4 separate regions of the Homo sapiens genome follow, and regions 1, 3 and 4 are each linked to region 2. The links are chromatin loops, found by intact Hi-C in ENCODE. Cell type or tissue: dorsolateral prefrontal cortex. All regions are shown on one strand.

Region 1 (8,000 bases), 55 kb before region 2:
GGTCAGGAGAAGAGAGAAAACACAGACAGATGATGTGGGGAAAGATGAAGTGGGTGAAGGAAATTAGTCTTCGTGGCCCAATATGTATGAGGAAAGCTTTGAAATCATAGGCATCATGGAAAAATGTATGGAAAAAATACAAATTATCAAAATGAGTGAGAAAACCCCAGTAGACTTAAGAACTACAGGGAAGGAAATGAACAAGAGAACACAAGGTTTATCGTAAAATGCAGTGTCATTTTTTCAGGCAATGTGACTTTCTACACTGTCTAGAAAATTGAACTAACAAACTATAAGAATAATTAGGACAAATTCAACTATGTGGCAAGATCTACACAAAGCCCTCCTAGCTATCAGCAATGATGAATTATAACATAGAAAAGAAAAATGTCATTCATGATAGCAACACTGTTACAGCACATAGAGGGGAAGCCCAACAAAAAATGAGCAGTACCAATGTGGAGAAGACTATAAAGTGTAGCATGTATTGCACGAATAGAGATATACTGTGTTCCTCAATGGAAGATTGAACATGGTACAAATGTCAGTTTTCCCCTAAATTAGTGTAGAATTTAAATTTGGCATCAATTACAATCAAACAGGATTTCCGCTATAAAACTGACAAGCCAATTAGAAATAGAAAATGTACAAAAAAAGACAAGTGTGAAAAAGAGAAGAATGCAGCAGAGATTCTCTGTGATACACAAAATATGCAATAAATGATTTTAATTGAAACAATATATAAAAATAAACATATAGCCAGCCTGGACAACATTGGAAGACCCCATCTCAGCCTAAAATAATAACAATAATAGAAATCATCTAGGTGTGGTGGTGTGCACACCTGTAGTCTGAGCTACTCAGGAGGCTGAGACAGGTGGATCGTTTGAGCCCAGGATTTTGAGGCTACAGTAAGCTATGATCACGCCACCACACTCCAGCCTGGGCAACAGAGTGAGACCACCTCTAAAAAAATTTAAAAAAATAATAATAAATAACATTTTAAAAAAGAATAAATATATAAAATACTCACTTTAAAAAAGAACAGTGTCCTGAAATAGGCCCATGCATTTAGTAACTTCCTATAAACTAAAAGAATGTGAAAATATAGGCTATTCAAAAAATGGTTCTGGGTTGACTCACTATATTTGTAACATAAGATAGAGAGCTATCTCACAACACTCAAACAATCCAGATGATGTATTAATCTAAACCATTGTAAGAAAATTATAAAACCTTCAACTCATAAAAAAAGAAAATTATAAAACTTAAAGAAAATATGCAAAAATATAAGTGAAGAAAATATAAAAGGATATATATTGAGGTAGAAAAGTCATTTCTTTTTTGAGATGGAGTCTTGCTCTGTCGCCCAAGCTGGAGTCCAGTGGCGCAATCTCAGCTCACTGAAACCTCCCGCTCCCGGGTGCAAGCGATTCTCCTGCCTCAGCCTCTCGAGTAGCTGGGACTACAGGTGTATGCCACCACCCCCGGCTAATTTTTGCATTTTTAGTAGAGACAGGGTTTCACTACGTTGGCCAGGCTGGTCTCGAACTCCTGACCTCAAGTGATCCACCCACCTTGGTTTCCCAAACTGCTGGAATTACAGGCGTGAACCACCACACCTGGCCAGCAGAAAAGTCATTCTTAAGACATGAATTATAAAAGCTACAAATGAAAGATTAATACATTTGACCACATCAAATTTAAAACAAAAATGTTCTATAGAATAAAAGACACTAGGCAAAGCAGGATAGCTCACACCTGTAATCCCAGCATTTAGGGAAGTTGAGGCAGGCAGATTGTTTGAGTCCAGGAGTTCAAGATCAGCCTGGGCAATATACCATCTCTACAAAAACTAGCAAAAAATAGCTGGGCATAGTGGCATGTGACTATAGTCCCAGCTACTCAGGAGGCTAAGGTGAGAAGATAGATTGAGCCCAGGAGGTTGAGGCAGCAGCGAACTATGATGGCACCACTGCACTCCAGCCTGGATGACAGAGAGAGTCCCTGTCTCAAAAACAAACATACAAAGACACTAATTGCAAACCTAAAAGGCAAGTTACAGTGTAGAGGAAACATTGGCCACAGCTATACCAGGAAAAACAATCCCTGATACACGATTAAGGAAAATTCAACAACTAAGTAGGGAGAGGACATAAACAAGCAAATCAAAGAAGAGGAAGCACAGGCAACTGGGATCCATGAAAACATGCGTAATCTCAAGACACAAGACACATTTTTCACTCGTCAGTTTGGCAAAAACTGTGAATTATGAAAATGTTTAGGATTGGTGGGGTGTAAATAGGTGCAGCATTTCTGGAGGGCAATTCGTCCATAGCTACTAATGTCCCCAGTGTCTAGCAACATGGAAAAGTGTAAATAAATGATCCCTATTCGGCAGTTTAGAAATGAGGTCGTCCTATATGCATTAATATGGATTACATTGCTAAGTGGAAAAAGCATGTCACAGAAGCTTGAATCCATGGGACACTTTTCATGTCATCCATTTGTGTTAACTCACAGATGAAGCTCAAATTACACAAAAGTGAATTAAGCAGAAGCCCTCAGGAGGGACGTACACTGGAGGGTTGCCCTGTCATCTCCAGGGAGGGCCCCAGGCTTGGTAGCGGAGAGCAGGTGGCCTCACGAGGACTGCTACTGCATTTGAATGATCTCCCTGCTTTAATTGACAGAACAGGTGTGTGTATTGTGCATACAACGGATTCCTGTGCTGTCTTCTCAGGTCACAGAATCCCAGGGAGACATAAGGAAGAGGCGAGGACTCAAATGCTCTGCCAATCATTGGGAGTAACTTGTCCCTAGGGCAGAAGAAAGAGCTGCCCTCTTCTGTCCCTAAAAACATGTTTCTCTTCCTTAATAATATCACGGGGTGGGGGGGAGCAGGGAGAGAGAGACTGAGCAAGAGGGAGGCGCCGGAGTCCCTTTCTGATTCTGAGACAGTAATGCCCAGGTTTTGCACACCATGCTGTCCACTTTGCCAGCAGGACTGGGTGGCATGGCACTTCTGATAGAACGTCTGCTGTCTTTCTCCAGATTCCATTCTGTGCCCTTCTGCGAGGTCGAAGCTGGTGCTTCCTTGATCATACCAGCAGGTGTCAGCAGAATGTTCTGGACACCATCCCAGACGCTGGCTTCTTCCTCGTGGTCCTTCAGTGGTTTGTTGGAAACACTGAGGGCTGGGGTCGTCCAGTCAGGTTCCAGGTGAAAGTGTGCAGAATCACCTGCCGCCCGCCCAGCTCCTGACTCTGAAGTGCTGAGAGTGAACACAGCTTCAGAACAGATGAAAGGCACTGCTTCTCTCCCATCAACTCCACACACCCAGTGATAACAGAAAAGGGCAGTCCAGTCTTCTAGTCACCCTTCGATGTGATGGGGCAGCTGCAACCCAATTTTAGATGCTCCGAGAGGTTAAATCAATTCCCCAGGGCACACAGCCATAAACGGCAAAGACAGGACTTGAAGTCGAGACTGTGGTTCTGAATAGTGCCCTGTCTACACTACATGACCAAGAGGGCATTTCTGGAGGGCTTGAGGTTGCGTGTGTCAACCCCTGTGAATCGCAGGGTGACCAGGAGCAAAAGGCTTGCCACAGCTGAGACCCCCCAGGGTCTTGCTCTGGGCCTTCCCCTCCCTGGACCAGAGCAGCCCCATCTATGAAAAGATCATGCTGTACTCTAGGGTATCTGAGAGCCCCCGAGCACCACGGCTCCATGACTAAGAAACTCCAGAAAAAAACTGTGAAGTGCGGCTTCACTTCTCTGCATCTGGACTCAGGATGCGCCTCGTCCAGCCTGAGGACCCTGGACTTCATGCCTGGCAAAAGGCTGTGCCACTGAGGTTTCCTGAAATAACACTGCCCAATTCGGGGACATGCCCTACAGTCCTCTGGATCCAGGGAACACCTGTGAGCAACAGCCTCTGGGCTTGGACAGCCGATCCTGCCCCTCATGTGGACGGCTGGCCCACTCCCCCAAAGTCCCCGATCCTAGAGGGAGAGACAGAAATGGGGAGGTCTGGGTCTGTCCAGCAACCAGGATAGGCACCTCCTTCTTGATCCTGGAGACAGGCTCAGGGGGTGAGCACAGAGGGGACTTCCCAGGGTCGAGAAACTGCTTCCGGTGAGGTGAGAATGGATAGATCACCTGAGGTCCTGTGGTTACCCCACCCACCCGACCTGTGGTCCCCCTACCTCCTGTGGTGACTCCACCCCTTCCTGCATCCACCCAGCTCCTCCTGTGGACACACCACATCCTCCTGGGGACATCTCATCCGCTCCTGGGGACACCTTACCCCCTCCTGGGATCCTCTCACCCCCTCCTGGGGTCATCTCACCCCCTCCTGGGGACATCTCACCCCCTGTGGTCACCCACCCCCTCCTGGGGTCACGGTCTCCCCACCCCCTCCTAGGGTCATCTCACCCCCTCCTGGAAACATTTCACCCCCCTGTGGTCACCCACCCCCTCCTGGGAACATCTCATCTCCTCTGAACACCTCACCCCCTCCTGGGGTCACCCACCCCCTCCTTTGGCCCTCCTTGCCACTTTCACTGACCTCTCAAGCCCGCAGCCTCTGTGTGGTCCCCTGAGCACCCCGAATCCCTGTACCTATAGGTAGAGCTGGACTCCAGGGCACTCTGGCTTCATCCCCTGCTGGGCTCAGCCCTGAGATCCCCCCGGAGGACTGCAGCAACCCTGAGTTGCTGCTTGCCTGGCCCCACAGCTCTGTGGAGCCGCTCCTCTCCTCCTCACAGGGCTCTGAGGAGGGACCTAAAAGGCGAGTGGACAGCCAGCCATGGAGGGTGCCACTTGCTGGGAGTCCCTGCCATCCCTCCCGGCTATTGGGGGCCTGCCTCCCCTGTTGACAGCAGGCTGGGGATGGGATGAGCTTTGGCAAGGAGGTCTGAGTGGCCATGGCCTGGGCACCCCCAGGAAGAGCTGAGGGGCCGGATTTTGGGCTCCCTTCACTCCTCACCTCCCACAAGCCTTGCAGGTCCCATTTGTGGCTTCTGCATCCTAAGGCCCCGGCTGAGGGGACTCGCAGTAGACGGTCCATGTGGGTAAGAAATAGTCCTCTGGGTCACAGTCTCTGAGATCTGGGCCCCTTCATTACAGCAGCACGTCTTAGCCTGAGTGGGCTGGTGTCAGACACAGCGAGTGGCGGTAAGTGTGGGCCCCTCACCATCTCCCCTTCAGGGATGAAGAGGGCCTTGTGCCAGCAAAGTGAGTAAGAAAGAGCAGTCCCTCAAGAGGAGAGCAGGGAAGGGCAAGGGATGGCCGGGCCGAGGGCAGTGGCTGGGAGCCACCGAATGGAAAGGGGCGGGCAGTGGAGGGGGCGGTCATGAGGCTGGGAGCTGTGCCAGTGTCCAGCAGGCCGCACCCCTCCGCCTCCTCTCACCCCTCACAGGAAGGTGTTAATCCATACATCCGGAGACCCAGAGAAACCAAGTAACATTGCATTCCTGGCTGTGTTTCTTTTTTATTTTCTGTTTTGGGGATTTTGTTTTTGGAGTTTTTTTGAGACAGGATCTTGCTCTGTTACCCAGGCTGGAGTGCAGTGATATGAACATGGCTCACTGCAGCCTTGAACCCTGGCCTCAAGCAATCCTCTTGCCCTCAGCCTCTCAAATAGCTAGGACTACAGGAGCACATCAATACACCCAGCTAACTAGTATTTTGTGTACAGCTGGGTCTCACTGTGTTGCCCAGGCTGGTCTAGATCTCCTGGTGTCAAACAATCCTCCCACCTCAGCCTCCCGAAGTGCTAAGATTATAGGTGTGAGCCACCACGCCAGGCCTGTGTTTCAGTGCAAAATAATATCATTACATATCTTTCAAATCTCTCCAGAATGATGAACTTTTGCAGGTGCCTCATTTGATGAGGTCAAGGATCCCATCTTAGATATGCAGGCAGAGGCCATGCCAGCTAGTACAAGCCTAAGGCATGTAGAGGTAGACGGCATGGCCGAGGGATCATAGACTGGGTGCACTGGTCAGGAGTGGGTGAAGTAGGTAGAGCCTATGGGGGGGAGGGCGCAGCCACATAGAGAAGTCCTGTGTCCCCACTCCTGCCCCAGGCTCCTCCACAGGTGTCCCAGCAATGGGCAGGTTGGTAAGAGTCAGGCTGGGCTTTTTACGAGGAGAGGTAGAGACATCTTCGTGGCCTTACCCTGGAGGAGAGAGACCACCAGCTGGTGAGAGACTGTTGTGCTGGTACTGCTGGGGAAGCCTGCACTCCACCTAGCGTTAATGAGAATAGTGTCTCCTTGGAGGCACAGGGTAATCTCATGGGGGACAATTATCTCAACAAACGTGAAGCCCAGCCACAGAGATTTGAGTGGAAGGAACACAGATTTCTGCTCCTGTTAATTTCATGCTTGACTTAACCGTCCTTACGTGATTGTGGCACTGGTGACAGTGCACTGGAAACACTTCTTACTCTTCTTCCCCAGCCAAACCTTCTCTTTCTTTGTCCCAAAGATTTGAACTCTTGCTTTTGACTCAAGTTCCCTGTCTTAGAGATTCATGGGCATCATTGTGGGAACATGTTTATTTTGCCTCTCCTGGCTGGGTGTGGTGGCTCACACCTGTAATTCCAGCACTTTGGGAGGCTGAGGTGGGTAGATGGGTTGGGCCCAGGAGAAGACCAGCCTGGGCAACATGGTGAAACCCTATTTCTGCAAAAAATACAAAAAATTAGTTGAGTGGGTGGCACGCACCTGTAATCCCAGCCACTCGGAAGACTGAGGCAGGAGGATTACTTGAGCCAAGGAGGTTGAGGCTACATACAGTGAGCTGTGATCACGCCACTGCACTCCAGCCTGGGCGACAGAATGCAATCCTGTCTCAAAAACAAACAAACAAACAAAAAAAACCTATAATAGTAGGTGCTCAATAAACGTTTATGTTTTAAAAAGGAATATCATGATCATCCACACTTTTAGAATGATGAAATTGAGGCTTGGGAGAGTAGGATGTTTGCCCAAGGCCATTCAGTGCATAGGTGGCAGAACAGGAGTGGGAATTCAGATCCCTCAGACCCCAAAAGTTGAAATCTGCCTTTGCAGGTGGGAATAATTCCACCCCTCCTCAACAGCCACATTGGACTGAAGATGGGAGTTAGGGAAAGAGGCATTTGGGGAGGACATAAGTAAGAACTTGTCAGCAGGATGGGCTACATGGTTTTGAATAGACTGTGATTTAGGCTGCACATTGATCTAGGAGCTCTTGATTGCATTTCCAAAGGTGGTCACGTATGCTCTTTCCACGGTATGACCTGGATACACCTCCATCGAGAGGTGGAGTCCAAGTCCCCACCCCTTGACCTGGGTGGCCCTCAATAACTGCCTTAACTCATAGCGTATGGCTTCTGAGACACAAGGCCACACAGCTTTGTCGTGGGCCTCTCTTGGGGCAGGCGCCTTGGGATCAACTGCAGGTGTGAAGCCTGGCTGCCCTGAGGCCACCATGCTGGGGAGGCCACATGGAGACTCTGCCAGAGATAGTGATGCAAACACCCTCTGAGGCGGGAGGATCACTTGAACCCAGAAGTTCAAGACCAGCCTGGGTAACATAGAGAAACCTCATCTCTGCTAATAATAAATTAGTTGGGCATGGTGGTATGCGCCTGTAGTCTCAGCTACTGGGGAGGCTGAGATGGGAGGATCGCTTGAGCCTGAGAGACGGAGGCTGCAGTGCGCCGTGATCAAGACCCTGTCTCTAAAAACAAACAAAAAAATCCTTTAAAATACTCTCTCGACTCTATTTTTCTTGTGCCTCTTTTTGCTCCCATTTCCAGGAAAATATGCTCAAAAATTCATCTACTTTCATGGTCTATACTCACTCCCATCCCATCACTCTTGAATCTATTCCAAATCATTTCCTCAACCAAAACTGGTCTTGTAAGGCTTCAGTGGCCTCCATGACAGCCAATTCTTTTTTTTTTTTTTTTGAGACGGAGTTTCGCTGTTTTCACCTAGGCTG
Region 2 (8,000 bases):
TGGTGAAACCCTGTCTCTAATAAAATTACAAAAAAATTAGCCAGGCATGTGGCAGGCACCTGTAGTCCCAGCTATTCAGGAGGCTGAGGCAGGAGAATGGCGTGAACCCGGGAGGCGGAGCTTGCAATGAGCCGAGATCGTGCCACTGCACTCCAGCCTGGGTGACAGTCTCAAAAAAAAAAAAAAGAAAAAAAGAGTGTTGGCCAGGCGTGGTGGCTCACGCCTGTAATCCCAGCATTTTGGGAGGCTGAGGCAGGCAGATCACCTGAGGTCAGGAGTTCGAGACCAACCTAGCCAACATAGTGAAACCTTGTCTCTACTAAAAATACAAAAATTAGCCGGGCATGGTGGTGGGTGTCTGTAGTCCCAGCTACTCAGGGGGCTGAGGCAGGAGAATCACTTGAACCCAGGAAGCAGAGGTTATAGTGAGTGGAGATCACGCCATTGCACTCCAGCTTGGGTGATAAGAGTAAAACTGCATCTCAAAAAAAAAAAAAAGAGGAGTCTTAGGAGTAAATTTAACAAAATAATTGCAAAATGTGTACTCTTAAAAATACAAAACATTGTTGAAAGAAATTAAAGTGCTAAATAAATAAATAAGGTTGGGTGTGGTGGCTCACACCTATGGTTCCATCTACTCAAGAGGCTGAGGTGGGAGGATCACTTGAGCCTGGGAGGTTGAAGCTGCAGTAAGCCATGATCACACTACTGCACTCCAGCCTGAGTGACAGAATGAGACCTTGTCTCAAAATAAAAAAGTTAAATGCCGGGCACAGTGGCTCACTCCTGTAATCCTAGCACTTTGGGAAGTCGTAGGCAGGCAGATCACCTGAGATCAGGAGTTTGAGACCAGACTGGCTAACATGGTGAAACCCCATCTCTACTGAAAATACAAAAATTAGCCAGGCATGGTGGCAGTTGCCTGTAATCCCAGTTACTCAGGAAGCTGAGGCAGGAGAATTGCTTGAACCTGGGAGGCGGAGATTGCAGTGAGCCAAGAGTGCGCCATTGCACTCCAGCCTGGGTGACAGAGCAAGACTTTGGCTGGGTGCAGTGGCTCACGCCTGTAATCCCAGCATTTTGGGAGGCCGAGGCGGGTAGATCACCTGAGGTCAGGAGTTTGAGACCAGCCTGGCCAACATGATGAAACCTCGTCTCTACTAAAAATACAAAAAAAAATTAGCTGGGCATAGTGCCTGTAATCCCAGCTACTCAGGAGGCTGAAGCAGGAGAATTGCTTGAACCCAGGAGGTAGAGGTTGCAGTGAGCCGAGATCGCGCCATTGCACTCCAGCCTGGGCAACAAGAGCAGAACTCTGTCTCAAAATAATAATAATAAAATAAAAATAAAAAAGTTAAAAGTATGGTGTGTATATATATATACACACACACACTCATACAAACACACACACACACACACACATATATGTACATGTATAGTATCAGCCATGAGGTCCTGCCAGAAGATGACGGCTCCTAATGCCACTTCCCAACACAAGAGTTCAGTGCCCACATATGCAAGGCTGAGAGCCTCACAAAGAGCAGGGCAAGGTACACACATCAGTGATATAAAGCATATAGGATACAATATATTTATACAACATGGAGGGGATTTACATGCTATCTAAGCAAGAAAGGTATTACACATCTATCTTCCTACACGTAGAAATGTAGAGTAGTTTAGTAATCACCATGCATAAATACATAGAATGGATAACTATAGTGGTTACATAAATATTGAAAGAATGATGAAAAAATGTAGAATAGTGCTAAAATTAATTCTAAGTGGAGAAATGATATAGATATAGATATGCAAATATACACACATATGTCTCTCTGTAAATTGGTAAAGTTATACATTTGCATATATATATCGCAGTTGGATAAATATAATGTTTAAAGGGACATTATTTATAGAAATACTATAAAGTATGGGGCACAGTGGCCTGCACTGTAGTCCCAGACTTGGGAAGCCAACCTGGGAGGATCGCTTGAGCCTAGGAGTTTGAGACCAGCCTGGGCAACATAACAAGAACTTGTCTCAAGAAAAAAAAGAAAGGCCGGGCGCGGTGGCTCACGCTTGTAATCCCAGCACTTTGGGAGGCCGAGGTGGGTGGATCACGAGGTCAGGAGATCGAGACCACGGTGAAACCCCGTCTCTACTAAAAACACAAAAAAATTAGCCGGGCGTGGTGGCAGGCGCCTGTAGTCCCAGCTACTCGGAGAGGCTGAGGCAGGAGAATGGCGTGAACCCGGGAGGCGGAGCTTGCAGTGAGCCGAGACTGCGCCACTGTACTCCAGCCTGGGTGACAGAGCGAGACTCCATCTCAAAAAAAAAAAAAAAAGAAAAGAAAAAAAAGAAAAAGGTAAAAAATACCATATATTCACTTTTTTTTTTTTTTTTTGAGACAGAGTCTCACTCTGTCACCCAGGCTGGAGTGCAGTGGCATGATCTTGGCTCACTGCAACCTCCACCTCCCGAGTTCAAGCGATTCCCCTGCCTCAGTCTCCCAAGTAGCTGGGATTGCAGGTGCCCACCACCAAGCCCAGCTAATTTCTGTATTTTTAGTAGAGACGGGGTTTCACCATGTTGGCCAGGCTGGTCTCGAACTCTGGACCTCAGGTGATCCACCCGCCTCAGCCTCCCAAAGTGCTGGGATTACAGGCGTGAGCAACCGTACCTAGCCACACATTTCTTGATAGATAAGATACATAAAGTTATTCAATAAATGTATATCCAGATACTTAATGGTTAGGGAAGCTTAGTTAAGGCACCTGGACACCAGGAAAACATGCTTTTCCCACCAAAAGCTCCAGATGGTCCTGTCCGGTCCTGTCCAGTCCTGTATCAAGATGCCAGTGGGGAAACTGAGTGCCTGTTGAGGCAGGCACCCAGGAGGCAGCACAGCCAGTGAGGAGAAGGGAAGGGATATACAGGAATGTGAAGTTTATGGTATTCGAGGTGCACTGAGCACGCTGTGTACGAAGGGCTGGCCTAAGCCCTGCAGGGGCATTATTCATCTCATCTTCTCTACCCTGAGATGGATGATACCATCATCCCCAAGTTATAGTAGAGGAAACCAGGGCCCAACAAAGAAAAGCTGCCACACCAGCAACTTTATAAATCTTTACAATGATGTGAGAATTTGTGGGCTAGCCAGATTTTTAAAGAAAACTTCAAGTTTGAGCAAATTTGCAGACACTCAAAATCTACTCTCCCTAACCTGGAAGTGTCTCTGCAAAAATAAAAACAAATAAAAAGTAAAATGTCATGACAATTAGTGGACTAGTCCGGATTTTTAAAGAAAACTTCAGGCTTGAGCAAACTTGCAGACACCCAAAATCTACTTCCTGTATCCTGAGAGTCTGCACCAGGGAGAGCAGTGGGGAGGGTGGAACTGATGCCGAACTGTCCTAGACCGCCCCCTTCTGGCCAGAGGAGGTGGGCTCAGCTGTCTCCATGAACAAAAACCGCCCTCTCTTGGCTAGAGGCAGAGGCCAGTCCTCAATAAGGGCCCTGTGTGTGTGTGACAAGATGCACTAACCACTCGCTTCGTGCCTAGTGGGGCTGTGGCCAGGGTGGGGCGTTGCTGGCTTGGCCTGGAGAGGGGACACAAAGGGACACATCTGAAGCCACAGAAATTTCAGAAACAAGCAAATGCAGGGTCACTGGGAGACACCTGGACACTGCAAAGATGCAGAGATAAAGAAGGAAACAACAGTTCAGCAGAGGGAGAGAGAGAGATGGAGCAAGGACAGGGAGAGAGACACCCAGAGAGAGATAGAGAGACTCTCCCAGACAATACCAACCAAGCCAGAGAGATGCGGAAGGACTGAGATACACAGAAGCCGTCCCCGCCCCGGCCCTGCACCCCAAGACATGGTGGAAAATGAAGCATCTTCTCTGACCTGAGCTGAGACAGGCAGGGAGCCCCTAGCAGGAAGAGCTCTTCCCTTCCCCATCATGTGGTGTCTAGACAGTCTTCCCGCCCCAGCCCAACACCCGATTTCAGAAGCTCCCAGGAGCTCTGCATCCTAGTCCTCCGGGATTTGTTGGTACAAATGGGCTTGCTGTGGGTCTTTCCCCAGGATGGGCTAGGACTCTGTCTGTGGCAGCAGGCCCAGTTTCCCAGCTTCCTAAATTCCACTGCCATGTCTCTTTGCCTGTCTCATTCTCCTGGTGAGTATGCTTGCCTTTTCACACAAAAAATGGAGGTTTCCTCCCAACCAGCTCTGTCCCACTGAGGCTGATAAAGAACTGTGAACCTGGCTGGGCATGGTGGCTCACTCCTGTAATTCCAGCACTTTGGGAGGCCGAGGTGGGTGGATCACTTGAGATCAGGAGTTCGAGACCAGCCTGGCCAACATGGTGAAACCCCGTTTCTACTAAAAATACAAAAAATAGCCGGGCGTGGTGGCTCACACCTGTAGTCCCAGCTACTCGGGAGGCTGAGGCAGGAGAATCGCTTGAAACCGGGAGGCAGAGGTTGCAGTGAGCTGAGATGGCGCCACTGCACTCCAGCCTGGGTGACAGAGCGAGACTGTCTCAAACAAAAACAAAAACAAAAACAAAAAACTGTGAACTTTGCTGGGCATGATGGCTCACACCCCTAATCCCAACACTGAGAGGCTGAGATAGGGGGATCACTTGAGGCCAAAAGTTTGAGGCCAGGTTGGGCAACAAAGTGAGACCCTGTCTCTGTAAAAATACAAATTAAAGAACTGTGACTTGGAGATGCCAGTGACTCTTCCTGGGCTTTGATGAAGACCCCTTCCTGGCTGAGGAACAGAACCTGTCCCAACCTGCCTGGACCAGCCCTGGGGCCTCATCTGGCCCCCACCCAGTGGCCAAGGCTTTATTATCAGAACCAGGACTGCCTCCTCATGAGTGCAGCCTCCTGAAGATGGCTGGGAAGTCCATCAGTTGAAGGCCTGGGGAAGGAGGAGATGTGAACTCCTCCTCAGTCAGGAGATGACATTTACCTGCAATCTTCCTCTTATCTTCCCCCACCCGTAGGCCACATTCAGCATTCTTCAACAAACACTCTGTTGCCTGTGCCCAGAGACCCAGATGCTGGAACCTGACCGCCCGGATCTAATTCTAGTCCCACCACTTACCAGCTGGCTGACTTGGCAGGCAACTTCACCTGTTGTGCTTCCGTTTTCCATAGATAAGATGGAATCTGGCTAACATCAACGTCACTGAGCAGGCTGGGTGCAGCAACTCACGCCTGTAATTCCAGCACTTTGGGAGGCTGAGGAGGTGGGAGGATCACTTGAGCCAAGGAATTTGAGTCCAGCCTGGGTAACATAGCAAGACACCCCCCAATAAAGAATCGAGCCTGCCCAGCCTATGGGTGCTGATTGCTCCAAACAATCCCTGCATTCCCCCATAAAGTCCAGGCTGCCCGAACCATGGCCAGTAATACTGGAGAACAACCCCTCCAACCGAGCTGCCCAAACTGGCTGCCAATCCGCAAGAACGGCCCCTTATCCAGCCTGCACCCCCACCCTCTCCATGGCTGCTAATCCTGGAAACAATCCCTCTATTCCCACTTCAGAAGCTGGCTGCGCCTCCCCCATGAGACACCTCTGCGCCCTCCCCGAATGAGCCGCACGTCTGCTTCTCCAAACGGCCGCTGTGCCCGGTGCTCAGCGCATCTCAACTCGCGGCAGGCCGCCCCGCGAGCCGCCTCTCCCTTTCCTGCGGCTCGAAGGGACCCCAGCGTGAACCGTGTGCTTGTTTTTCATTGTCTCCATCTCGGGGCTTCCTTGTAGAGTTTGGAGCTCCGCGTGAACAGCGCTCTACGCGCTAGTTCCATCGGCTCCTCGGTGCCCGCACGCAGCCGCGCGTGCCAGTCAGTGCCTGGGTCACCGCGAATTCCATCCCAACCCGCTCCGGCACCGCGACGGTCTCTCCTGTCACTGGAGACGTTTCTTGTGTCAGTGCAAATATATGTCGTTCCTTGTTTTTTTCTATTAAAGACAGTGCTTGGTGGGAACATTTCTGCACTACTGGAGTTTCTGAAGCTTCAACCCCACGCACCAGGCCCACCCACACCCGGGCCCCCGTTCCCCCGCCCGACCCACCCACAACCAGCCACCTAGCTCAGATCCCGGCCCATGATCTGCACCCCACGCCCGCCCCACACTCAAAACCGCTCCCCAAGGCCGCCTAAGCCCGCACCCCATGGCCTGAGTCTCCTCCCACACCCGGCTTTCCCCGTGCCCAGCAACTTCTGCAATGCCCGATCCCCCAGTATCCTGGCCCCCTGCATTCCAGACCCCCACACCCTCTAGCCATCGTCCCCCACGTCCCGGCCCCACCCCATGTCTGACTCTCCCACGCCCAGGGCCTCCCTCACAGCTTTCCCTGTCACACTTTGGTCACCTTCCCACACCCAGACCCCTGCCCAGCGCTGGGCCCACCCTAGTTCCAGGCCCCCTCCACACCCCCCAAACCTCCCCTACCCACACACACCCAGGGGCTCTGCCAAGGCTCTTGGGGGTTTGGTGGCAGCAATGTAGTTAATGAGCATCCTCAATTCAAAGAATGTTCAAGACTGCACTGCACTGGAGAACGTGAGAGCCCTGAAATCTTGCTGCTCCTATGTGAAAAACACTTGAAAGAGGTTTTCCCAAATTTGACAATATCCAAAACTTTCACATTAGCAATGGGGAGCATATATTCAGGGCAACTGGTATGGGGGGAAATGTTAGCAATAATAAGTGGTGAACTGGAATGCACATTTTCTAAGCTATTAGTAAAAAAAATTTAAGAGAGGGAGTCGGCTGGGCATGGTGGCTCATGCCTGAAATCACAGCACTTTGGGAGGCCGAGGCGGGTGGATCACCTGAGGTCTGGAGTTCCAGACCAGCCTGGCCAACATAGTGAAACCCTGTCTCTACTAAAAATACAAAAAAAAAAAAAAAAAAAATCAGCTGGGTGTGGTGGCGGGCGCTTGTAATCCCAGCTACTCGGGAGGCTGAGGTAGGAGAACTGCTTGAACCCAGGAGGCGGAGGCTGCAGTGAGCCGAGATTGCGCCATTGCACTCTACCCTGGGCAACAAAAGTGAAACTCCACTTCAAAAAAAAAAAAGAGAGGGGGTCAATCACACCAGAAGACCCGTTTATCCTTCATTCTTTCTCAAAGAAATTGTTATAATATTCTAAATCATTATCATATGAAGCAGTGATCATGATTATGCAGTTACTGGTAGCAGCAAAATGTAATTATGAGGGAATTAATTTTAAAATTTATCTTTTGGAATTTTGTTATGCTATGCTTTTGAAAATTTGCAGTTGTTTTGCTTTTGTCATTCTAAAATCATTCTTTTATCATTATAAATAAATACAAACTTTGAGACAAACTGATTATATTCAGAATTCTGTGCTCTTTTCTTTTTTCTTTAGAGATAGAGTCTCACTCTGTAGCCCAGGCTGTAGTGCAGTGGCGCCATCTCGGCTCGCTGCAACCTCTGCCTCCTGGGTTCAAGTGATTCTTGTGCCTCAGCCTCCTGCTTACAGGTGTGCGCCACCATGTCCGGTTAATTTTTTTTTTATTTTTTCGAGATGGAGTCTCTGTCCATCTTTTGAGCCGAGATTGCAGTGGTGCAATCTCAGCTCACTGCAACCTCTGCCTCCCGGGTTCAAGCAGTTCTCCTGCCTCAGCCTCCTGAGTAACTGGGATTACAGCTGCGTGCTGCCCGGTTAATTTTTGTATTTTTAGTACAGACGGGGTTTCACCATGTTGGCCAGGCTGGTCTTGAACTCCTGACCTCAGGTGATCCGCCCGCCTATGGCCTCCCAAAGTGCTGGGATTACAGGTGTGAGCTACTGTGCCCGCCCGGCCTAATCTTGTGTTCTTTTCTTAGAGATAACTCTACCTATGGTGCCAACTTCAGCTCCCACTTTCAGATCTGCCCTCCTCCTCTAGGGGCAGGTGTGTCCGGTCCTGGGGCATCCCTGCTGAGCACCACGTGTGCACAACTTCAGCTTTC
Region 3 (8,000 bases), 140 kb before region 2:
AGTTCTGGGTTCAAAAGGCGACCAGCAGGTGGTAACCTTGGTCAGTTGGGCCTCCTCACCCCAAGCTCTTGGGGTCATCAGAGAGGGCATTTGCCGAGCCACTGGCCTCTCCCACTGCAGGCTGCTCTGGTCAGGAGGTAGTATGTGGGGGATGCACTCTGACACCCCACAAACTCAGCCCCAGCCGATCCCCCACAGGGCAAGGCCACTCCATGTCCAGCCTGCAGAGAGACCTGCCTCAGTGCTAGGAGGCCTGCCTAGGAGTTGAGGAGCCATCCTGGGGACCCAGCCCACTGGTCAGCAGCCAGAGAGGGGCTGGGAAGGCCACGCCTTCGAGGGTGGGGGCCTGGAGGAGGAGCATGCAGGGGTGTCCCAGGCAAGCAGAGGTTCTGCACATGCTCAGAATCCCTTTGGGGAGTCAGCAGAGCCTGAGGGGGACCGTGTGGAGCCGCACTGACCTGAGAGGTGGGGTGCTCTGGGTTCCTTCTGTCCTGCCTACCTGGAGACCCACCTGGGGACACGGCCCAGGGCTAGGTCTCCTGCATCCAACAAACCAAGACCCTGCAGGTCTGGGGGATGCCCCATGAGCCCCTACCCCCGAAAGCTCAAACCTAGCAGGGCCCACCCTGCCCAGCCACGGAGCACTTCGAGGAGGGTCTCCAGGGCTCAGTGCCAAGTGGAGAGGCAGGTTCCCTACATGGCTTTTCCCGGGCAGGAATGCCGGCCCTGCAGCAGGCCCACTCCTTGTTCCTGGGTGCATCTGGCCAGCCCTCCACCTTCCCAGCTGTGAAATGGTGATGATGACAGCACTTCCACTGCGGGGTCCCCTGCCGGCCACCCCCACCCAGCCCTGAGGTCGCTTGTTCTTGCACCTGCTTCCTCCTTGCCCCAACAGCAGGGGCAGGCACTTCGACAGGCAGCTGCAAACCTGTGTATCTGAACAGCTGTGTCCACCACCAGGCAGCCCCTTCCCAAGGAAGAATTGCACACTGGGCTCTTGGCTCCAGTCACAGCAATAGCCATCATGATACACCGATGGCCAGGGTGCTGAACACTGAAAACCGCAAGGCTACAGTTGAAGAATCCCAGTTACTCTTCCCAGTCACCCCCTATGCTCCCAGAGAACCCGTTATTCCCTTACGCAGACGAGGGGTGAGTACCTGCCCCAGGTCACAGCCAGAGGGCAACAGTGCCAGGATTCATGCCGAGCAAGCAGCAGGGGTAGGCAGGGAGCCCAAGTCCGAGCCTGGCTCCACCACCTGTCTTGGCTATGTCAAGATCCTCAAACCCTTGGAGCCTTAACTTCTTTGTCTGTAAAATGGGCACAGGGAGCACTACTTCAGAGGTTTGCAGGGAAGATCAGAGGAGCCCCTGTGTAAGGTGCTGGGCACCAGGTGCCTCCTCACCCCCAGGAGCTGATTCCCACCAGCATGATTGCTCAGCACCCCTACAGACCACACAGGAGGCACTGCTTATTCTAGACACACTGGCCCTTTGTGTTTGGGCACTGTGGAGAGCTCAGGAAGCCCCCCCACCAGGGCTAGGCAGAGATAGGGCTGTGGCGGGCCAGCTTGCTCAACCAGCATTTGTGGGAACCATCACCTCCACCCCAAGTCCAGCTGGGGCTGGCCTGGACAGAGCAGGCCACCCTGACCCCAGAGAGCCAGACCCTGCATGGATGCTCTAAGGCCAGGTGTGGTCCCCAGAGCAGGAGCAGTACCTTCTCCTGAGCCAGAAACTGGTGGGAGTGGGCCCAGTGCTCCCCTTTCAGGTAGCTCAGCTGCACACTGGCGTTCTAGACCCTTCCCCTACAGCCTCTCAGTTCCAAGTGTGGCCGCTGGACCTGCAGCTAAAGCATGACCTGTCGATTGTCAAAGAGCAGATCTCAAGTTCCAGGCCAGGCCTGCTGGGTCACATCTGCTGCTGAGCAAGACACCAGGTGAATCATGTGCAGGTGAATGGAAGGCCCGGGAAGCCCACCTGTGTGAGAACCTCAGCCTCCAGGTAAGCTGCACCGGCTAACTCAGAGCAGGGGCCTGGTACGGAGGCTCATGCCTGTAATCCCAGCACTTTGAGAGGCCGAGGTGGATGGATCGCTTGAACTCAGGAGTTGGAGACAAGCCTGGGTAACATAGAGACCCCTGTCTCTACTAACATTCAAAAAAAAATTAGCCAGGTGTGGTGGCACAGGCCTGTGGTTCCAGCTACTTGGGGAGCTGAGGCAGGAGGATCACTTGAGCCCAGGAGGTTGAGGCTGCAGTGAGCCCTGATCACACCACTGCACTCCAGCCTGGGCAATGGAGCCAGACCCTGCCTCAATCAATCAATAAACAAACCAGGGCAGGCCCTCAGCTGTAGTATGTGCACACCAGCACCATGTGGGGATTTTTCAAAGACACCGTGCCTGACCCCTGCCTGGACAACTGATTTAACTGGTCTCAGGGGCAGGAGAGGCACTGGCATCTTCCACAGACTTCCAGGAAGCACGGGGAGCCTCTCTCCTGCCTCAGCTGCTCCTGGCTGCACCAGACCCATCTCGAGGCAGCAGACCCTGTGAAGGGCTCAGGAAGCACCCTCCTCCCACCCAGGATGTAGGCACAGACGGGGCCGGGGCCAGCCAGTGTGCCAGACCAGTCTCTGTGGGAACCCTCACCTCCACCCCAGGTCCAGCTGGGGCTGGCCTGGAAGAGCAGCAGCCCCTTGCAGGGAGTGGGGGACAGGCTTGCACCCAGTAGCCCCTCTGACTCCTTGGAGCAGCAGCCCCTTGCAGGGAGTTGGGGACAGGCTTGCACGCAGTAGCCCCTCTGACTCCTTGGAGCAGCAGCTCCTTGCAGGGAGTGGGGGACAGGCTTGCACGCAGCAGCCCCTCTGGTTCCTTGCAGCCCCTCCTCTGTTCAGGCAGGAAGGAAAGCACCTCCTAATTATAGAGCTAATCAATGCAGAAGAAACGTGCTTATAGCAAAGCAGAGAAGAGTGACTCACTGTCTCCTGGAGGACGCGCCTCACTCCCTTCTCACCTCCCACGCAGGGCCGGTGGACACAAGGGCAGTCCCAGGGGCCCAGCCTGCTGGTGAGAGGGGTGCCCTCTTCCATCTTGGAAGAGAGCAGATTTCCATACCTGGCTTTACTTGGCTCTCTGGGGGCACCATTCGAGAAGGGGGTCCTCCCTGTATCTGAGCCTAAGTCTTCCTGGCTGGGCCTCCAGGGTCACACCCCTGACCTGCACAGCCTCAGCAGCACTGTAGGAGGCCTGGAGTGGAGGCTGCCTGGGAGAGGCTGAACCTAGAGGCCCCTTGCCACCTGCCTGCCAGGATGCGCTGCAGCAGGACAGAGGGCAGGCGGCAGACAACCAGGCACAGGGCTCTCCCCAGGCCTCCACTACTCTGCCTCATTGTGGCTATCCCAGCCTTTTCAGGCTTGGCCCAAGGTGCCCCACCTGGCACATATGCTGCTGTCCCCCAGAGGATGAAGTGACTCGTGGGGTCCTGCTGCTGTCCCTCCTTGGTCTGCCACAGGTGATACCATCCTGAGAGGCCCCCCACAGCTGCACCCCCAGTCTCTCATGCCCTTGTCCACACCCCCGCACACCTGAGTCCTTTCCTGCAGTTGCAGATCCTGGGCCTGGGACTGCATGCCAGAGAACAGGCTCTGTCCCCACACCCACGGGAAGCCTCTGGGTGGCCCTAAGCCTGCTTCCTCGGCTGGACACTGGGTGTGGAATGTCTTGTCCCACCTCCCTGCAGGGTTGCAGTGAGGTTGAAGGGAGAGACGGAAGCTAGTGCGGTTGTGTGCCTGGAGCAGAACCAGGTATGTGGTTCTGTGCCACCCACATCTAGGCCTTGCCTCAATGGTGCCCAGTGGCCCAGTGCTGGGTGCCACTGCTTCTGACCTGTGGCCTCTGACCTAGGCCCTTAGGGCCATGGGCACACACCACACCGCCAGCCCTGGGAGAGGTTGGGGCTGGGGCAGGTTAACACCCTGTAGGAATCCTCACCCCAGAGGCACTGTTTTGAGACACAGAAGTTTCACAGAGCCTCCCCAGAGATGCCTGGGATGCCAGCTGTTGTTGGAACACATCCCGGCATCTCTCCACTCGCTCCCAGCCTCCTGCTGCCCGGGACTGTGCTTCCCAATAAAGCGAGCACAGCCAACATTTCCGTGAGCTCTGATCTCAGGTTTAAGATGGGCTCTGAGACCTTGCACCCCGCCCCATGGAGTGAGTAGGGTAGAGGAGGGGCTGTCATCTGGTTTCTCAACCCCCTCTGACTCTAGAACAGCCACGTGCTGATGGCGCCAAAGTGCCAGGAGGGGAGAGGCCAGGAGCCTGCATCCACATGTGGGCCAGGCCTCCCATTGGTGGTCGGCCTGGGGCAGTTCCTCTGTCTGTGTGAGCCTTAGTGGCACTGGCACCTGAACCTCATGGTGGCTGTGGGGAGTGCGGGGTGGCAGGGAGACACATGGAGTGTGGCTTCCAGCCCAGCACAAGTGCTCACACGCAGGGCGTGCTTCAGTGCAAGTGAACACTGCTCCTGGGGCTCTGCTCAGCCTGGGTGAGGGACTGTGGGAACACAGCCCTGGATCTCCAGGACCTTTTCCAGTGGGTACGTTCTGGAGCTCAGCCTCAATACACCTCAGGGGAGAGGCACTTTTAGGGGACACAGCCTAAAACTTTAGCTTCTGAATATTCACAGCTCCCCCCACAACACTCACACACACAGGTTCACACAGGTGCACACATGCACACACAGGTGCACAGACCCCTTCGCACCAAGGAATACACTGTGCCAATCACACAGCACTGAGAGTGGAGGTCACTATGTTAAGTGGAGCAAGCCAGGCACAGCAAGACCAACGCTGCATGTTCCCACTCAGGTGGGAGCTGAAAACCTTGCTCTCATGGAGGTAGACAGTAGAATAATGGCTACCAGAGGGCAGGAGCGGGAAACAAAGATAGCTTGGGCAACCGGTACAGACTCACATTTAGATAGAAGAAATAACTTCTAATGTTCCATAACAGACTCAGGTGGCTATAGTTTGCAGCAATGTATTGTATACTTCAAAAGAGATAGAAGAAATGTTTCCGACACATAGAAATTACAAATGCTCAAGATGATGGATACCCCAAATACCCTGCCTTGATCAGCACATAACCCATGCATGTAAAAAATACATGTACCCCATAAATATGTAAAATACTACATATGAATAAAAGAAAAGAATAGCTTGAGGAGAGGAAAAAAGCATAGAGAGCAAGAATGGAAGTGGCTAGACTGAGGGTCCAGGGTGAGAAGAGGGGAGGGGGCAGCCAGGATCTGAGAAACTTTCCAGCCTTTTAAGAAAGTAAGAGGAGGGACCCTATGTAGCCCCAGTGCTATGAGAGATCCTGGGAGAGAGAGGAAAAGGGAAGTTTTTGTGAAAGAGTACGAATGACATTCCTTTTTGCAGCCTCTTCAAGGACGTTGGAGAGTTTTTTATTGTTTTTTGTTTTGAGACAGAGTCTTGCTCTGTGGCCCAGGCTGGAGTGCAGTGGCACGATCTTGGCTCACTGCAACCTCTGCCTCACAGGTTCAAGCGATTCTCCTGCCTCAGGCTCCCGAGTAGCTGGGATTGCAGGTGTACACCACCATGCCCAGCTAATGTTTGTATTTTTTAGTAGAGACGGAGTTTCATGATGTTGGCCAGGCTGGTCTCGAACTCCTGGCCAGCCTCAAGTGATCTGCCCGCCTCAACCTCCCAAAGTGCTGGGATTACAGGGTTTAGCCACTGCACCCACCTGCTACCCAGCTATCTAATGTGACCCATGCCCGTCCCCCAGGCAGCACACAGAGAGAGGCCATCTGCCTCTGGCCTCATGTGTGCAAAAGCTGGATGCGCTCCTCGGGAGGGGCAGCCACACAGTGTGTACACCTTTCCTGAGCTGGTGCACAGTCCTTCCCTCCATTCAAACTGCAGCCATGGACTCTGAGACCTTGCACCCTGCCCTATCACCCATGAGCTCCTGAGAGCTGCAGCTACGATGGAGGCCCAGCAGCTCTGAGCCCAAGCCTGTGGCCTCACTGCAGCCAGAGCCTGCTGTGCGTGTCGTCTTCCCGTGCACCCACTCATGTGTCCAGGCCTGGGCAGCAGCTGGGTCACTTTCCACTCCCGAATGTTCTTTCTGTGTCCTGCACTGAGGATGCCCAGTGATGAGGAGACCCAACAGAGCCACAGGAGGCTTGACACCACCGTGGCCTCATAAAAGATCCCCAGGGAAGGGGGACGCAGGGGTCAGTGAGCATTCACCCACCCCGCCCCCCTTCGTAGGTGTGTGCACAGAGCACAACTGTCCAGCTCCCCAAAAGGGGCTATGGGAGGAGCATCAGAAGGTGGCCCTATGGGGTAACTGGCCATCCTCCAACACCACCAGCCCCACCACAGCAGAGAGTAGGAACAACAGGCCAGGAGGGGACAGAGTCTCCTGCACAGCTGGTCAGGAACAGGGTCAGGCCTCCGTTCAACTCCAAAGGGAAGAGCAGTATAAGGCAGGCTCCTAGCACACTGTCGGAATTCTAGGACCCCTTCTGGATCCTGGAGTCTGCAGTTCTGGAAACTTCCAAAGCAGGGATTAACCTTCACTTGACTAACCTTGCTTTGCTTTAAGTGTGCATCGTTAGGAGTTAGAGTGAGCTGTGTGCTGGCCATTCCATGACTCATCTCAATGCAATTCTCCCTCACCCAGGGAGACAGCCCGGAGAGGCCCGTTTCTCAGATGGGGACACTGAGGCTCAGCTCACAGGACCCAAGAGGCCGTAATGTGCAGGACTGCCCAGGTCTGCCCTGCTGTTCCTCGGACCTCAGCATTGCCCCTGAGAGCACCTGGCAGGGGCATGGCCCCCTGAGCATCAAGTGCAGGCTGAAGCCCTGGCCTGGACATGTGGACAAGCACACATTCCCACGACCTGCAGATGATTCGGGGGACCGATGAGCTCCCAGAAGCTCATCTGTGGACTTCAAATTAAGAAACCCAGCTTCCTGGAAAACTGGGACAAAAACAGCCCTCAGGGCCCATCATGCATGAGTCCCAGGGATCTGCCAGGAGGTGGAGGAGGGGTTCGAGCCAGCCCCCTGCCTCTGCCAGCCTTGGCAGGGGGCTTCTTTCTGAGGCAGCACGTGGGCTTCTATTTTTTAACCTACTCAACAAAAACGGAGACTATTTTTAGCTCAGCAAGCTGCAGGGCATCACAATTAGCAACTGAAAATTACACATCTCGCCTGTCTCCCCTCTCTTGGCTGGCAGGGAGAGCGTGCTCCTGGAGGGAGCTGGGGGCAGCCCTGTGCCATGATCCTGGTGGGCCTCAGGAGGGGAGAGACCTGCGCACCTACCTGTGCTGGGCTGGATGCATGCCACGGACCCGACAGAATGGGCTCTTCGCCCTTCAAGGGATAACCGGCCAGTTCTCTGAAATTACCGGCACTGGGGTGGGGAAGGAGGTGGGTGTTCCCGGAGCCCTATTCTTTGCCCATTCATTCATTCACAAGTGGTAATGATCCCTGCCTAGATACTGGAGATACACCAGGGGAAAAAAACAGGGTTCTCTGGCCCCAGAGAGCACCCCACAGAGCCTGTGTGGTGCCACGCACAACGGCCACAGATGGCGACATGATATTCTGGGTTAGGAGAGAATCAGTGCTCCGACAGAGGAGATGGAAGGTCAGGAATGTGAGTGGGAAAGCGGTAACCTCTGCCTGGGCGGTGAGGTTGGCCTCCCTGTGGAGGTGAGGCCTCAGCCGACTGGAAGGAGCTTCTGGGAAAGGACGAGCAGAGTGAGTGGACAGAAGCGCTGGCGCCAAAGCCTGGGAGCTTTTGGCCCATTAGATCTCTGGCAAACCCTCCCTGGGGCACCTCCTGGCTGCCTCACTTACTCCAAAACATGCACTGACTGATGATGTGTGTGTCGGCCTTGCTAAACCTGGACCTGTGATGTGCCAGGATCAGGGTCCCCAGCAGTGCCAGGCTGCCC
Region 4 (8,000 bases), 480 kb before region 2:
GCTATAACATTTCCCCTGGGAACTGCTTTGGACATATCCAAAGATTTTGATAAGTCACACACTTATTGTAGTTTGTTTCTGAAAAGTTTTTCATTTTAGTTTTTATTTTCTCTTTTATTCAAATTATCATGCGCTTTCTCCTTTTATCCTGTTTCTGACAAATTAATCTAAGGATATAAATCTCTCCCTAAATGTCAATTTTGTTGAGTTTCATAATTTTAATATGTAATACCCTATTGCTATTGAGTTCCAGGCATTTTATAATTTTCATTGTGAAAACTAACTTTGTTTCCAAAACACACTTTTTCTTTTTTTTGAGACAGAGTCTCACTCTGTCGCTCAGGATGGAGTGCAATAGCACAATCTCAGCTCGCTGCAACCTCTGCCTCCTAAGTTTAGGTGATTTTGTTGCCTCAGCCTCCCTAGTAGCTGGGTTTACAGGCTCTTGCCACTATGCCTGGCTAATTTTTTGTATTTTTAGTAGAGACAGGGTTTCGTCATGTTGCCCAGGCTGGTCTTGATCTCCTGACCTTGGGTGATCCACCTGCTTCAGCCTCTCAAAGTGCTGGGATTACAGGCATGAGCCACCATGCCTGGCCCCAAAATGCACTTTTAACATGGTCTTTGTTACTGCATGTTTCTAATTTTGTTGCTCCCTGGTGAGAGAATGTGATTTGTATAACAGCAATTCTGGGAAAGGGGCTGAAGCTTCCTGCTCCTTTAGCACAGCTAATTTTCCCAAACGCTGTCCATGAGCTTGGAAAGAGCATTGTACTCTGTTGGGATGGGCTCAAATCTCTCTGTAAAAATGAGTGTTCTTCTGTTGTTATTGTTTTGGTTTTTGTTTGTTTTGTTTTGTTTTTTGTCTCACTTGTTTTGTTTGCTCAGATCTTTTGATGATCTGGATAATCTTTTAATTTATGCAGGATGTTTCTCTGCTTGTGCAGGCTGGTGGGATGGGGGACTGGATAGAGGACAGGTGTCTGCTTGCCCAGGACTGGCAAACTGTCACTTGCCCTGGTTGTGCCTTGCCAGGAGCTCCCGTGCCTGTCTCTGAGAGTGTCATGAGCTCAGTGGTGGTAGTTGTGTGGTGGATGCACTTCCCCCTGGGTTGGGGGGTGGGTGGCTGGTCCTAACTGTTTGTTGTTGCAGATGAGACACGGGCGCACTTCTGCTTCCTGATGGATCTTGTCAGTCGTTTGACTTCTTCCTGGTCTGGGCTCCTGAGTTGGCCCTCTGCAGGCCAAGCAGGAATGGAGCTGGCTGCTACAAGAGTTCCTTCACTAGAGGGCATCTCTCCTCTCTCCTCCCACACATGGGAACACGCGGGTGGGCTTTCCTCCGCCCACTGTGGTCCACAGCCCGGCTTTCCACTCCTCACCCTCTGCTCTCAGACAGACCTGCTTTTCCCTGGTGTCTGTGAGAGGTGATTCTTCATTGTGCCAAGAATGTGGATTTTTTTGAGAGCAGGGACTCTCACAGATATTTGCACACCCATGTTCAAAGCAGCATGATTCACAAGAGTCAAAAGGTAGAAGCATTCTGAGGGTCTATGGGTGAGTGGATGGACAAGCGAAATGTGGTTATGCATACAGTAGACTGTTACTGAACCTTTAGCAGGAAGGAGATTCTTTTTTTTTCTTTCTTTTTGTGGAGAATGGGGTCTCGCTATATTGCCCAGGCAGGTCTCGAACTCCTGGGTTCAAGCTATCTTCCCACCTCTGCCTCCCTAACAGCTGGGATAATAGGCATGAGCCTATAATATCACCCGGCCAGGAGGGAAATTCTGAGAGGCATGCCAACACGCATGAGCCTTGAGGACATTGTGCTAGATGGAATAAGCCAACCACAAAAGGACAGATACATTGCGATTTCACTTACATGAGGGGCCCAGAATGGGCAAATTCAGAGACAGAAAGAGCAATGGTAACAAAAGGAGGGAGCTGGTGTTCAATGGGTTCAATGCTCAGTGGTGTTCAATGGGTATGGTTTCCTTTTGGGAAGATGAAAAGGTTCTGGAGATGGACGGTGGTAGGGGATATGCGAAAATGTGAGTGCACTTAATGCCAGTTAACCCACACTAAAAGATGGTACAACTGTGCATTTTATGTTAGGTATATTTTCACCACAATTAAAAAATTTGAAAAGAGCTTGGATTTTGGAGCTGATCTGCCTGTTTCAGATCCTGCCATGAAGTTCTACGAGCTTGAGCCAGTTCCTGGGCCTCCTGGTGCCTCAGTCCTGCATGTAACACGGCGAGCGCGTGTGCACACGGCTCTGGGAGTTCTCGTGCAGCACTCAGAGCTCAGCGTGGGCGAGGGCGTCACCCTTCAGGGGGCGTCCATGGGGCCTTGGAGAAGGGAGGCTCCGGGGCGCCACAGCAGTCTACCGGGAGAGGCCAGGCCAAGCGCTTGTTCACCCGCAGCCCTCTTAGGGAACTTTCACATGCTTCTCCCACTAGGCCTAGGCACCCCTCCCCACCCTCCCTGCCCTCCTGGTTCCCTGATCCTCAGTGACCTTGTCCTTCAAGACTGAACTCCAGAGTCCCCACCCGAGGACCCGCAGTGCCCGGCCGCCGCGAGCTCGCGGGGTGTATGCCCGCCCCGAGGCTCCACCGCGCCTGTGTGCCGGGAAGCCTGGCTCCACAGGACCCTCAGGCACTGGGCGCGCCGTCGCTGCAGCTGCCAGGAGCTCCTGAGGAAGTGGCTCGAGGCCCCGGGGCGGGTCAGGCGTAGGGTGGGCCCGCTGCCCTCACACCCGCCCCGGCCGCACACAGGAGGCGCGATCAGCAGAGTCGTTGGACAGGTTTGGACACCGGCTGTCTCTTTCGGGCCTCGGTTTTCGCGTCTGAAATAAAAGCGCGCATCCTGGCCCTGGCGCGGTGCCTCTGCCGCGGTAGAGGTTTCCACCATGAGCCCAGTGCGCCTTCCAGGCTCGAGGGAGAGGGAGTGTGCGTGCGTGTGAACGCGTCACACTCTTGTGTGAACGCGTCATACGCTTGTGAAAGACGGTGCTTGTGCACACGCGTGTGCGTGCGTGTGAACGCGTCAGGGTACCCGAGGATGCACACACGCACGTGTGAGTGTGCGCGAGTGCGTGCTCAGAGGACAGCTCTCAGCAGGCTGGGGACCTCCTTCCTCTCACCCCTGAGGGTTTTGGGGGACCAGCCCCCGTATCCGGGTGCTGCGGGATCCCCTGAGGCGAGCGCGCACCGCTGTGCTCGGGCTCCGGCTTTGTGGGGACCCGGCCTTCCCGGCCCGCACCACGAGGAGTTCCACGCAGTAGCCACGAGGTGGCACCGCAGACTCGCTACCGCGGAGCGCGGCGGCTCCCGGCTCCCAGCAGCCTCGCCTAGGGCTGTGGCCAGGGCGGTCAGTCTCAGGCCCAGGCCGCTGCTGCCAGGAAAAGCAGGAACAATCGCCAGTCACGCCTGCTGATGCCCCTGAAGTGCTTATGCTCCCAGGCATGGGCTGACCGCAACGTGCATTCTCTCCTTTTATGTCCCTACTGTTTGGAACCCTGTTTTTGTTTTTGTTTTTGTTTTTGTTTTGTAAATCTGCCGCTTAAAATACCCAGGGTGGAGCTAAAAGTACAGACACTGCTCAACTTACCCCTGGCTGCGGCCCGATAAGGCCGCTGAGAGTGGAAAATGACTGAGTCCACCTGACTACCGAATAGCACAGCGTGGGGGCCTACCTTGGCCTGCTGAGAACACTGCCCTGAGCCTGCGGTGGGCAGAAGCATCAACACGAAGCCTGTTTTGTAGTCAAGTGTCGGATACCTCATGTAATCATTGACTACTGTACTGAAAGTGAAAAACCGAGTTGCCGTGTGGGACTCAAACGAGGGTTTCTGCTGACTGTGGATGGCTTTTGCATCACTATAAAGTTGAAAACTGTTAAGTGGAACTGCGGTTAAGTCGGGGCTGTGTGCACTAGAGACCTGAGTTCTGCCGCTCCATAGCTGTGTGACTTTGGACACATATTTGAGCCTGAGTGTCTTCTACACAAAATGGATTTCTTAGCATAACATACACATGTGTACGCGCCCGTGAGCATACGCGTGTGTGTTTGCATGAACACATCTGTGTATGCACGAGTGTGTGCACATCTGTATGTGGCTGTGTAAGTCCGTATGTACATTTGTGTGCATGTCTGTGTGTGCATATGTTTGTACGTGTGTGTGCTGTGCATGTGTGTGTTAAGGCCCTGGGGTGGAGCTGAGTTGTTGAGGGGAGATGCTGGGAGGGCAGCCAGCACCAGGTGTTTGTTGGCCAGGAGAGAAGCTGCCATCCAGGTGCACTCTGGGGCTCCTGCTTCAGTGGCACAAGGCTTCGGGATTGAGGAAGCTGGGGGCTGGAGCAGGGCAGTCCTGCACCTCATGGGAGGTGCAGAGTGAGGTCAGGAGGATGGAGAGAGTGCCAGAGAATGGGGGGAATCTGAGGCATCAGGAAAGGAAGACACAGGCCACGGAGAGGGCAGCTGGGCCCTGGGTGAGGCCGGCCCTCAGGAAGGAGGTGCCACAGGTAGGGGAGTGCCCAGATGGAGAGCCCAGGGGTATGGACCCACGGGTGTATGACAGTGGGGGTACTCCTGAAACCGCAGTATTATCCAACAAGCAGGGTTGGGACAACTAGTTATTTCATTTAAAAAAACAGGTCAATGTCAGTCCTCATTCTATGCTTTAAAATAAGCTCCAGATGGACTCATGCTTTACATGTAAAGAAGAAAAGGCAAAAAGAAAATAAAGAAAAGGCTTGTAAGCAGGTAGTTAATTGGGGGCAATCCCAGGATGCAGGAGAGAGGGGATGGAGCCACAGCAGGTCTGGGGAAGGGAGAAAAGCCGGCCCCGAGACCAGGGCCCAAGGACCCATTCAGGCCAGCAGTGCCTTCTGTGCACTTCCGCAAGGTCACACGTTCTTCCAAAGTTGCCATCATGGAGAGGTAGGCTTCCACGTAGTCTTGACTCCACTCGATTTCAATCCTTGGGTGGCTTTTCCTGTGATCACACTCAGCCCTGATACAGCCATTGCTGGGGCCTCCCCTGGCTGGACGTTCCGCTTTTGGTCCACATTCTTTCCTCCTGCCCTGAGGCTGGCCATGGGCCTCCTGAAGGCTAGCTGGGAGGACCTCCCTTCCATGGCTGTGCTCTTGCTCTGCCCACGCTGTCGCCTCCATCTCTACCTCCCTTTCCATCCTCACCACCAGCGCTCGAGTCAGTGGGGAGCTTTTCACTCACCAAGCCCAGGCAGGTGCGTCACGTGAATTTCTCTTGAGCCTCCCACTAGAGGTAGTGGCACTGTTGTCACCCTATCTGCTGAGGATATGCTGGGGCTGGCAGGGGCTACCCAAGACCAAAGGTGTCGCTGTCTCCATCCTGTGCCCACCCAGCCCTGCCCCCTGGGATCCCTTCAAATCTTTTTTTTTTTTTTTTTTTTTGAGATGGAGTCCTGCTCTGTCTCCCAGCCTGGAGTGCAGTGGCGTGATCTCAGCTCACTGCAATCTCCGCCTCCCGGGTTCAAGCGATTCTCCTGCCTCAGCCTCACAAGTAGCTGGGACTACAGGCACCCACCACCACACCCGGCTAATTTTTTTTTTTTTTTTTTGTATTTTAGTAGAGACGGGGTTTCACTATGTTGGCCAGGCTGGTCTTGAACTCCTGACCTCATGATCCCCCTGCCACAGCCTCCCAAAGTGCTGGGATTACAGGCATGAGCCACCACACCTGGCCCCCTTCAAATCTTAACAGAGAAGCCACCAAAGTCTCCTTGGGTCCATCACATGGATGGACCTCCTGGGCCCTTCAGCCCCTGGGCTTCCCTTGAGGTCCTGGAGCTATGTGGGCTCCAGCTCTGGGAAGGTGGACCCCCACGTGTGTGTCCTGCCGTCACTGTCTCTAAGGAGTCTGGCTCACACTAAGTGAGCCATAAGGCCTTGTTCAAGGTCATCTGTCCCACTGATTTCAGACGCATGGTGGAGTCTGAAATCATCTGTCCCCCACAGTGCATTCAGAGCCCTGTCTGGACTAGGGCACACACACATGCATGCTCATATATGCATATGCACATACGCACACACATATGCATATGCACATACGCACACACATATGCATATGCACATACGCACACACATATGCATATGCACATACGCACACACATATGCATATGCACATATGCACACACATATGCATATGCACACACATGCAAGGCTGCAAGGCTCATGCACACACACACATGCACACACATGCACACACATGCACATGCACACACATGCACATGCATGCTCACATGTACAGGCACTCATGCACCTAGAGCCTTCTCATCCTTCACTTTGAGTCCCCCCTCCCCTTGCCCATCCTTGCCCATCCTTCAAGGGCTCAGTCAAAAGCCATCTTTTACAAATTGTCTCTGGTTGACTTTCTTTTTTTTCCCCTCTTAGAAGAAGCGATGCTGTCCTCAGTCATCGAGCATTCACTGGGCGCTTCATGTGTGCCAGGCCCCGACATGGGTCTTGGGCATGTTCCAGTTCTCATGTCCTCAGGGCTCCTTGGTGAGTCGAGGGTGAGGAGGACACGGAGGCACAGGAGGCCACGGGGCAGGTCTAGGTCCACTCAGCCTCCAGAGTTCAGCCCTCCCTGCTGAGTCGGGGTGAGCAGGACAGATGCCTGCTCCTGGAACTTGGTGGGTGAGGTGGACAGGCATGCAGGGAGGCGCCAGGCTCAGGGGCTGTGGAACAGAGAAAGGAAGCTTCCAGGACATCAAACAATTCCTGGAGTGCCAGGGCAAGAGGGGAATCTGGGTGGAGGAAAACGTGAACAGGGCAGAGGTTGGAGGTGGATGTGGCCCCCGAGCACGTTGGAGGCGACTGAGGTGCTTCTTGACTTTGGGCATCTTCGTTCATCCCTGCATTTGCACATTTGTTGAACACACCTACTGAGACACTTGTTTTCTTTCCATGGTCCATACATTAGGAACATAGAGTTAGCTTCCTGGGGAACTTTTTAAGAAGTATTCTTAGAGAAGAAACCAGGAGGCATCGTTGTGGGATGTTGGTCCAGGATCTTGGGTGTGTCCTTTGGTCTTTTGTGGGTCAGGTTAGCAGGAATTGTGTCCTGAGGTGTTGGGACTGCAAAGTACAGGTTCCCTCCTGCCCACACTGATGCCTTCAGGGAATGACCTGTCTGCTCTTCTAAGAAGAACACTTAACTCAGCCTTGGCTGACCTCAGCTACCTGTGCTTTCTTCAGCCAGGCTCTGTGTTTTGTGCTTTTACTCTCAAAACAACCCTATTATTATCCCTGTCCCACAGACGAGATGCTGAGCCCCTGAGAGGCTCAGTAGGTGCCTGAAGGTCTTCCAGCCAGGAGGTGGCAGAGCCAGGGCCGGCCTGGCCTGAGGACTCCGAAGCTCCCATGGGCACAGCTCCTTCATGCCAGCTCTGTGTTGGGATTTTCTGTGGTTGTCACAGCCATCTTCCTGGTCAGCTAAGTTACAGACAGGGTGAAACTAGGATGGCCGAGCTGGAACCAGAGCTCATTCCTGAGCAGGGCACCTGGGCCCTGCCTACGGTGCTGGGCAGGCTCCTGGTGTGGAGGTCAGGCTCAGATCCTGCAGTCCCTGTGGCCGTGGGGCTTTTCTAGGCACCCTCCTGACTGCTAACACCAGGAGGGCCTATGATATGGGACCGCTGCCCCATGACGTGTGCCAGGTTTCTGCACGTGACCACTGGGAAAGGCTGGCCCTGGGCTGGGTGGATCCGCACTGCCTGCTGGCCCCTGCACCCAGATGGTGCAGCCCACACCCCTCTGATGCCCACCCACGCCCGGCTCTGGGACTTCCCTCCTTCCGCTGTGTCTGACCCTGGTTGCCCTTGTTCTGCCACTGGCTTGTAGCAGCCCTTCCGGAAGCCATGTCCTCCAGGGAGATTTGATTATGTCCTGGTGGTGCGACCTCGCTAATGCAATCAGGAAGTTTTCTCAAGACTTCAGCTGCTTTGTTGGCAG

What was found. A loop is a pair of places that touch in the nucleus more often than their neighbours do. Peaks named below come from ENCODE experiments on the same cell type or tissue, not always from the same donor. Only the 100,000 strongest peaks of a DNase experiment are listed, where the experiment ranks them.
Region 1: it touches region 2 in a loop (7-fold over the local background); 91 of 110 quality-filtered maps call a loop at or near these places.
Region 3: a loop joins it to region 2, with 2.2 times the contacts of the local background. A loop is called at or near these places in 35 of 110 quality-filtered maps.
Region 4: it touches region 2 in a loop (4-fold over the local background); 16 of 110 quality-filtered maps call a loop at or near these places.

The regions. Positions count from the first base shown.
Region 1 is chr10:43,290,295-43,298,294 of GRCh38, forward strand. No RefSeq gene overlaps it. Among named protein-coding and RNA genes, the nearest start is that of RASGEF1A, 27 kb to the left of the region's middle. RefSeq lists enhancers at 3,403-3,904, 3,905-4,404. In dorsolateral prefrontal cortex, a CTCF peak has its summit at 3,104 (motif pointing right); a DNase peak (open chromatin) is centred at 3,097.
Region 2 is chr10:43,345,217-43,353,216 of GRCh38, forward strand. It overlaps LOC105378271 (a long non-coding RNA gene), which reads left to right. Exons shown (of 3, transcript XR_945902.3): 3 at 5,017-5,090. LOC107984226 (a long non-coding RNA gene) reads right to left here and starts at 6,002. Exons shown (of 3, transcript XR_001747439.2): 1 at 5,118-6,002. RefSeq lists a silencer at 3,336-3,495. In dorsolateral prefrontal cortex, CTCF peaks have their summits at 3,437 (motif pointing left) and 3,641; DNase peaks (open chromatin) are centred at 3,485 and 3,886; H3K4me3 peaks cover 2,107 bases; H3K27ac peaks cover 5,321 bases.
Region 3 is chr10:43,208,157-43,216,156 of GRCh38, forward strand. All of the region lies in intron 1 of RASGEF1A (RasGEF domain family member 1A), which reads right to left. Among named protein-coding and RNA genes, the nearest start is that of RASGEF1A, 55 kb to the right of the region's middle. RefSeq lists an enhancer at 3,409-4,011. In dorsolateral prefrontal cortex, no CTCF peak of the experiment used is centred here; DNase peaks (open chromatin) are centred at 665, 4,104 and 7,094; H3K27ac peaks cover 2,926 bases.
Region 4 is chr10:42,863,553-42,871,552 of GRCh38, forward strand. LINC02623 (long intergenic non-protein coding RNA 2623) reads left to right here and starts at 7,969. Exons shown (of 2, transcript NR_134479.1): 1 at 7,969-8,000. RefSeq lists enhancers at 2,281-2,914, 2,915-3,548, 7,313-7,814, 7,815-8,000 and a silencer at 3,327-3,396. In dorsolateral prefrontal cortex, CTCF peaks have their summits at 1,242 and 3,308 (motif pointing right); DNase peaks (open chromatin) are centred at 1,155, 2,861 and 3,319; H3K4me3 peaks cover 885 bases; H3K27me3 peaks cover 792 bases.